2 separate regions of the Mus musculus genome follow, and region 2 is linked to region 1. The links are chromatin loops, found by intact Hi-C in ENCODE. Cell type or tissue: left cerebral cortex. All regions are shown on one strand.

Region 1 (4,000 bases):
TTAGACCTGTATCCCATTTTATAATAGGGTCATTTCTTGACAACTAGTACTTTGAGTTATTTATGTGTTTTGTATATTAGGCCCCTACCAGATGTGTAGTTGGAAAAAAAAACCCAACAATCTATAGACTGTGCTTTGAATGAGAGTGTCCTTTGCCATATAGAAGCTTTGCAGGTTCATGAGGTCCCTATTGATTTACTGAGATGCACTTCTTAATTGCTAATTGATGTAGGAGGAACAAGCCCACTATGGATGGTGCTATACCCAGACATGTGGGCTTAGGATTTCATAAGAAAGTAACTGTGCAAGCTTGGAGAGCAAGTCAGTAAACAGCCTTCCCCTGTGGGCTCCAGTCAGCTCCTGCATCCAGATTTCAACTTGAGCTTTCCTAGGTGATAGGCGGAAACCTGTGATCGAACAGAAACCATTCTCTCCTCCAAGTGACTTTTGATTGTGATGTATGTTGCTGTAACAGAAGCAAACCTAATATATGAATTGACAACTGAAGCATAACCCCAAGACTGACATGTCACAGGTTTTCATGGTGTATTGGTGCAAACAGGAGACATATCTCTGATTAGAGCACTACATAGCAGGGAATTAAAGGTCCATGGTGAAAATAATTTCCTTTGCTGAGCACAGCTTCACACATCTGGTTAGCAGCTTGACTACAGGTAAAGTTTAGTACTTCAGACACAGGCATCCACTCATATGTGTTGTGTTCTCTCTCCCTTCTCATCCTCTGTCCACTTCTTTTATCTGTCTTTATTTGTGTATGTATGTATGTATGTATGTATGTATGTATGTATGTATGTGTGTATGTATGTGTGTATACATCTATCTATCTATCTATCTATCTATCTATCTATCTATCTATCTATCTACCTACCTGTCTATCTACTTACCTATCTATCCAACTATTATCTATCTATCTATCTATCTATCTATCTATCTATCTATCTATCTATCTATCTACCTACCTACCTATCTATCTACCTACCTACCTACCCACCCACCCATCCACATACCCATCTCTGATCTTTACCTGGGTGGAAGCAAATGTCTTGGCTAGAGAGAAAATACTTGTAACGTCAGAAATCAGAAACTGGAGAAAGAAGTGTGTGGATGAACCTGTGGTCAGAGGCTGAAGCAGGTAGATAATTTTTATCTCATACAGATAGCAAGCAGATCCCATGTTCCCACAGGACATTTCTAATGTCCAAGGGAGCAGAATGACTTAACTTATGATGTTAGCTGACTTGGTTATTGCTACAGCTGTACAGTGATCAGAGTGTGGTTGTTTGATGGTTTTCTTTATAAACCATATGAAAGATTTTTCTGTTTGTCCTTATTTTGTAGGATTCTTTCTAATCATAAGTAGATCCAATCATGTTATTGTTGCTAATATGTGATTCGTAACTGAAAAATATACATTTGTTTGTTAGTTAAAATAAAAGTGAGGAGACATAAATTATACCTGTTATAGTCACTGTATACACCCTTCCATATTCTACACATCAGTATCTACTGGTTTGTGAGCAGATCTCACTAGATGTTGAATCTTACCTGCACACTAAGGTTAGCACTTATTTCCTGCTTCTTTCTTGATTCTTTTCAGTGCATGAGTTAAAAATAAAACTGAACAATTATGAGCGGAAAGGAAAAGATTGATTTTAAAAAAGAGAGATATTAGTCCTTAATGAGAAATAAGTGTGAGGAGAGAAACGGGGTTTGTATCTCAGACACACCAGGTCCTGCCCGCTCACTAGCTGTAGGAACTTGAATCAATTCAATTAATTTTTCTTGTCATTTCCCTCCATTAATAAAATGGAAACAATAGCACCTATTATACACAATGACTGTGAGAGGTAAATGATAATCCTTGCATGTACTGGAAAATATATGTATACATAAGACATATGAGAGCTCTTTTCCTCCATAATGAAATTGCAGGTGAAAGGAATATGGTGAGATATTTGGAATGCATAGATTAGCAAGCTGGGTAAACTGCAAGTATATTAATATGAAAATGTGACTGAAAATGTGTCTGAAAAAGGAGGTCATGAATACAAATGGAGACTACCAATCCAAATATTTCTTCCTTCTTTATTGGAAAGTCAAATAAAGAGACATTTTTTTTTAACACAGGCACCATTTTGCCTAAAACTAAAGCTAGGTTTATTTTCTCTCTGTCTCCCATAGAAGCTTTTTTTTTTCTTTCTCTCTCTAAGTCCTTAGTGGTATTTGTGCCACTCAAACTAATTGGCTCATTAGGGGTAGCACTACCTCTCACCCTGCACCCATATTCCTCTAGAAATCTGGACAGAAGAAACAGAGCTCTGTTTTCACAGACCACACAGCGTTTTCGCACATCCCTAAGTCAAAGAATAGCACACAAAAGGATGTTTGCTTGAGTTGATTGATGCTGCACTCTTAATTTTAAACTGCAGGGGCCCGAAGCCTTTGAGTGCATGGTCATGCTGCCCCCGTGTGGCCAACTTTAGAAAATCGTTCTGAAATCTTCCAGCCCGAAGGGAAAGAAAACCTTAACAAGCGGGCACAGGTCAAGCAGTGGGCTGCTTTAGCTACGCTTGCTTGATAAGGGAAACCACCGTGATTAGGCCAAACAGCTAAGCGCTGAATCAATAGACTGAGTGAATTGTACTTGGACAACAATCGTTACTTCTCTACATTCAATTACTGCAGTTTTGAATTATCGGAACGCTGAGAGAGATTTATGCTCTGGGAAGGATGGATAAAAGTCCCAAAGCCTCCCTATTTCCTGAGGTAGGAGAAGACTCAGAAACTCGTGCTTTAAGAGATTTGCAACATTCAGTGCAATGGTGTCTTCAAATTTATTCGAACAAAATAGGATTTGTTCGCTAGGGTACTGCTTAATCAATGCTGCCTTTTCTTTAGTGTGAATTTTTAAATTTCCTGATCCTATAATTGATTTTTTTTAAATAAATTAGTGCCGAAGAAGAGTACCCAATATACTATTTGAATCTGACTTATTACATCAATTACTTGCTGCAAAATTGAGTTCATAAAGTGTAAAATATTATCCCAATACTAGTTTGCATAATTTTTAATATTTGAATTTATACTTAAGAACTGCAAATGGCTTAAGAGGTGTATCTGAATCTTGGATTCTGCTCATACATAAACCCTGGAGTTAAAATTAGGTGTGCTGGATCCAAAGGTATCCACATATTCATCTTTCTTACATGATAATGATCTCACTCTCTCTTCTTGTGAGTATTGTTGACACGATCCTTTAGGGAAGAAATTTAAACTGTGTGAATAGTGAAGATTAGATCATGTGCTTAGATAATATTCCCTGCCTTTCATTCCAGTAACAAGTAATTCTTTCCTACTATTAACTAGTAATAGGGTCATTCACAGGTCACAGATTCACTTCAGAAGTAAATAAATAATTCCTCCAAATTCATGCCTCATTTACCATAAATTATAACAGAATCGGGAGCTGGAATCACCCTGGTCTCTGAAGCATACAAAATGGAATGCCTTCAGCTGCGGAATGTAGTTGCTGCTTTGTGCAGGTGATGATTTGAATTCATGCTCTACCTGATGACCCTGCAGGTTTCACTGTGTCCATCGAATGCATTTTGTGCATAGCTGCATAATTTACAAGCGAACGCACCATCCTTCTATTTGACATTTGAAATAAGACCACATTCTGGTTTTTTTTAAATCAATTTCCTCCATTAATAGAATGCTTCTTAACAGAAATATAGTTCTGTTTGGATTGGCATAATCATAGTTCTTATTAGTTTGAGTAGCAACATATCAGGGCTCATATGATGGACAACACATCTCTATATACCTTGCATACAGCTCTTCCCTGCATCTTTCCTAATAGCTAAAAGGCACAACTGACACAGAAACACACAGACATACACACACACACACACACACACACACACACAGAGACATACACACACACAGACACACACACAGAGGCACAATGACTCTGAGT
Region 2 (4,000 bases), 870 kb before region 1:
CTCGGTTGCAGGATGGTTGACATTGAATCATATTTCTAACATGCTAACTTCCACTTTCCAGTCTCAACTGAATAAGAAAAACCATTTTCACACTTTATTCACTATTTCTATGTATAGTAGGGGGTCATTTCTCAGGGTGTTGCAGGACCATGGGATCAGAAAAAGGACTGTAGAGATCTGACATCTTATTCGTCATCAGTACGTAACAAAAGTCTTTCTGATCTTCTGCAGCAACAGAGGGACCTAAAATGACAATCCATCAGGCATAATGACAAATGACAGGGCTCAATATTTTGCCTATAAATGCCCACCTTTTGGGGGAGTTCCTGTCATTCTAATAATACAAAACTGATAAAATGCAAAATTAAAAGAAAAAAATATAGATTAAAGCACTGCTTGCATTTTTATTTATTTTCTTAAATTCTCGGTTTCCTAAACTACTATGATGCGTCAATATGTTTCATCATTTGGGGAGAGTAAGGAAATCAATACGGAAGCACAAGAACTTATTCCAGTAGCAAAGTTCAAAGTGCCCTGGTTAAAGTTCAGAATTATCTATCAGGAGTATTTTGTTTATAAGACCCAAACACTAGGCCCTGTTCATGTTGGCCAAATTCTGAACCACCACTAAGCTACATCCAGTCCCAGAAAAATGCTTTTGAAAATTAACTATAGTTCATTGAGAGATCCTGTCTCGGGAAGGGAAGGGAAGGGGAGGGGAGGGGAGGGGAGGGGAGGGAGAGGGGAGGGGAGAGGGAGGGGAGGGGAGGGGAGGGGAGGGGAGGGGAGGGGAGGGAAGGGAAGGGAAGGGAAGGGAAGGGGTTGAAAGAGGAAGGCACTGGTCTCTGAACATTTGACTGTATTCAAAATACTGCATGCACACACACACACACACACACACACACACACACACGGAGAGAGACAGAGGCAGACAGACAGACAGACATGCACACGGTGGGAGGGGGGGAAGAAATGGGCAAAGGAGGAAAACAGCAAAGAAATGCAAAAGGGAAGGTGAAAGAAGAAGCAAGGCCACTACTCAGTGAGGTTTTGAGCCAGTAGCAGTGGCAGCAGCAAGCAGTGGCGGCAGCGGCAGATGGGCTGTGGTGGTGGTGGCAGAGAACTTGATGTAAAGGCATCTCAGGGCCACCCCAGTCCTACAGACTCAGAAAGTGTATCTTCACAGGACCAATAGACAACTGTACCTCCTTGCAGTTAGGCATTCTAAGTCTCCCCACACCTGTGAGGTACTGCCCTAGTATAGAGGATAGTGCTGTGTGAGCCATACCAAGGATGCCTGTGATGAACGCATTCCTAAACTCAGGTGGACCGACCCTCATCCTGCATGTTCCAATATAAGTGCAGAATTACCCAAATCTGTAAGTGATCAGTAGCCTCCTCTAGTAAGAACATCAGCCAAACCCACAGATCTCAAGGGCCCAGGAGGGAAGTGTGAGGTTACATTCTTCTTGGGAACTAGTAAAAGTGGAATTTATTTATTTTTCTGAGCCTGTCTCTTTTCAGAGGCCAGATGACATGTTCCTGTGCTCTAGCATAGTCAGGCTTGCCCCGTGCCAAGTGTGCACTACCGGATACACACCATTCGCACATGCATGCGCGCACACACCCTTTTCCTTGGGTTGAATCCATGCCTAGCTGGAAGTGGTTGCTTCTGTCTATGGCTGTATTCCACTCATATTGTCCAACACTGATTTTTCTAACTAGAACCATAGATTACAGAAGTACGGACAGAGTTAACAAGTATTAAACTGGCCTCGCAAAATATTTTAAAGTAGCAGACTTTCAGGCTACTTTAGAGGTTCTGAGGAGTGGAGCTAGGGTGAAACTGGGAGGTCAGGCTCTTCAGTAAACACTGGAGTGAAATTATGCTTTTGAACATGGCTTCCTCTGAGAAATATGGTTCTGCCTATGAACAGTCACTCCATACACATTCCTGGGTCACCTCCCAAGGAGTGAAGAAGGATTAATTAGCAGCCCCCAAGACAGGCTGGCTTTGTAAGCATTCCCATTGCACAAGCAACACGTCAGGCTAGACAATAATGCAGTGCAAACTGCCTATTGAACTGCAGCCAAAGAAAATGCCTCCCAAGTGTGGAGGGATGATCGCCAGTGTCTGCCACCCACGGCGGAGAACAGCGACTCACGTTGACAAGAGAGCATGCTCTCCAGACAGAGATACATCTAAGCTGATGCAACCCTCCCCCCCATGTTAACAAAATGCCAGCAAACGTTCCTCCCTTGAGACTCTATATGTGTCTATAAGACAGCTGTCCAACTGTAATACTCGTAGAAGTTACGATTGTACAAGTTTGCCACGGGTGCTGTAGTTGCTGTTGAAAATACTGTGAAGGTGTCAGCATTATTGGGTGGGGAAGAAATAATTCTCAGTCACTGTGGAAAGGATGAACCAGAGTCAACGGTGCTATATTCACACCTTCACAGACACAGCCACTGTCAGCTGCATCCACCAAGTTCTCTCAGATACTAAAAGTACGCCAAACACTAAGCTCTATCAACCTTTAACCTGTCTTTGACGGTTAAGAGGAAACAGTTATTGCCAGTGTGACTGAGCCCCTTTGGTGGGCAAATCTCTATACAAAGGGCTTTTGATGTGCTGACTACTTCTCACAGCCTTTATAAAGTAGGTATACTGCTTTTGTTGTACTGTGAAGATGCTGAGATAATTTTTTTAAATAATAGTAAATGATGCTATGAAAAAATAATAAAGTAGGAAATAAGGGCAGAGCTCTCAGGGACTCTATGATCTAAATGTCTATGATCTAAAGTGTCAGCTGAGGTCCCTTACAAGTAGCACTGAAACAAACCTATGGAAAGCAGAGACGTGAGTTTAGCAGAATCTAAGAGCATCATTCCTGACTAAGCAAACAGGCGTCAGGACCCTGTGGCAGGAAACTCTGGCTTGCCCAGGAACAGTAAAGAGTCTGTGTGACCAACAAAGCAGAGATTCCAAGATGAGGCCCATGGGTGGTTGTTTGGAAGTGGCGAGCTTCACACAACTCCAGGGTTGTGCAAGGTCCCCGTGAATCTGCTAAGCAAGGAGTGGGTAAGGCCTGTTGCTTTGAACAGAGAAGTGGTGTGAGTCGGCTTTATATTTCTACATGGCCTGTTGGAGATGGCAACAACCAGTGCACTCTCTCTTGCCAAGATGAAGAATGACCTCCACATTGTAAACCTGTAGGATTCTTAGGTCGTTATTCTTGTTGAGTGGCTTCTCCTCACCCACCTGTCCTTTTGCCAGGCGTCTACCACCTACCTGTCTGGACGACTTCCCGGGCTCTTTTCCTATCCTGTGCTTATGGTTATGTGGGTGGTGCTCAAAGCCTATGAGCATGGGTGCTCTTCCTGCCTAATCTCATGTCTCCCTGTCTCATCTGCAGCAGTGCACTCAGGCTTCCCTCACTGGCGGCACTCCAGGATAGCTCACCCGAGCTGCTGCCAACTCATCTAGGTGCCTGTTGCATGCCCCCTCATGTCCTGGGTGGCCCAGGGTTCTTTAAATCAGCTTGGGAAATACGAGGGCTGTTTCCCCAGCTTTCCTGAGAAAATCCTTGTCTAGCTAAAGGCAGGACACAGAGGGCTGGGAATACAGCCCAGTTGGGAGACTGCTTGCCTACAATACACAAAGCCTTGAGTTCAGTCTTCAGCACCACACAAAGATAGGCCTGGTGGCAGATGCCTGCAATCCTAGCATTCAGAAGGTGCAGGCAGGAGAATGAGCAATCCAGTGTCACCTTTACATACATATCAAGTTTAATGCCAGACTAGGAGAGTTTTGTTTTTTTTTTTTTAAGCAAGGCATCTGCTTTGTTGCTTAAGCTAGATGTCTATGATTATTTTAAAAATCTCCTTCACTCTTCAAATTCAATCCATTACCAAACCAATCTTGCAGCTAGCATGGCCATTCCCAACACCTCTTCCTTGTTTTAGCCTTATCAGCTCTTCCCAGAGTGCCACCCAG

The links. A loop is a pair of places that touch in the nucleus more often than their neighbours do. Peaks named below come from ENCODE experiments on the same cell type or tissue, not always from the same donor. Only the 100,000 strongest peaks of a DNase experiment are listed, where the experiment ranks them.
Region 2: a loop joins it to region 1, with 7 times the contacts of the local background. A loop is called at or near these places in 34 of 42 quality-filtered maps.

Annotation. Positions count from the first base shown.
Region 1 is chr5:46,345,112-46,349,111 of GRCm38, forward strand. It overlaps the pseudogene Gm7931. Among named protein-coding and RNA genes, the nearest start is that of Gm40298, 410 kb to the left of the region's middle. In left cerebral cortex, a CTCF peak has its summit at 2,471 (motif pointing left); a DNase peak (open chromatin) is centred at 2,480; H3K4me3 peaks cover 401 bases.
Region 2 is chr5:45,474,439-45,478,438 of GRCm38, forward strand. No RefSeq gene overlaps it. Among named protein-coding and RNA genes, the nearest start is that of Lap3, 17 kb to the right of the region's middle. In left cerebral cortex, no CTCF peak of the experiment used is centred here; DNase peaks (open chromatin) are centred at 2,119 and 3,424.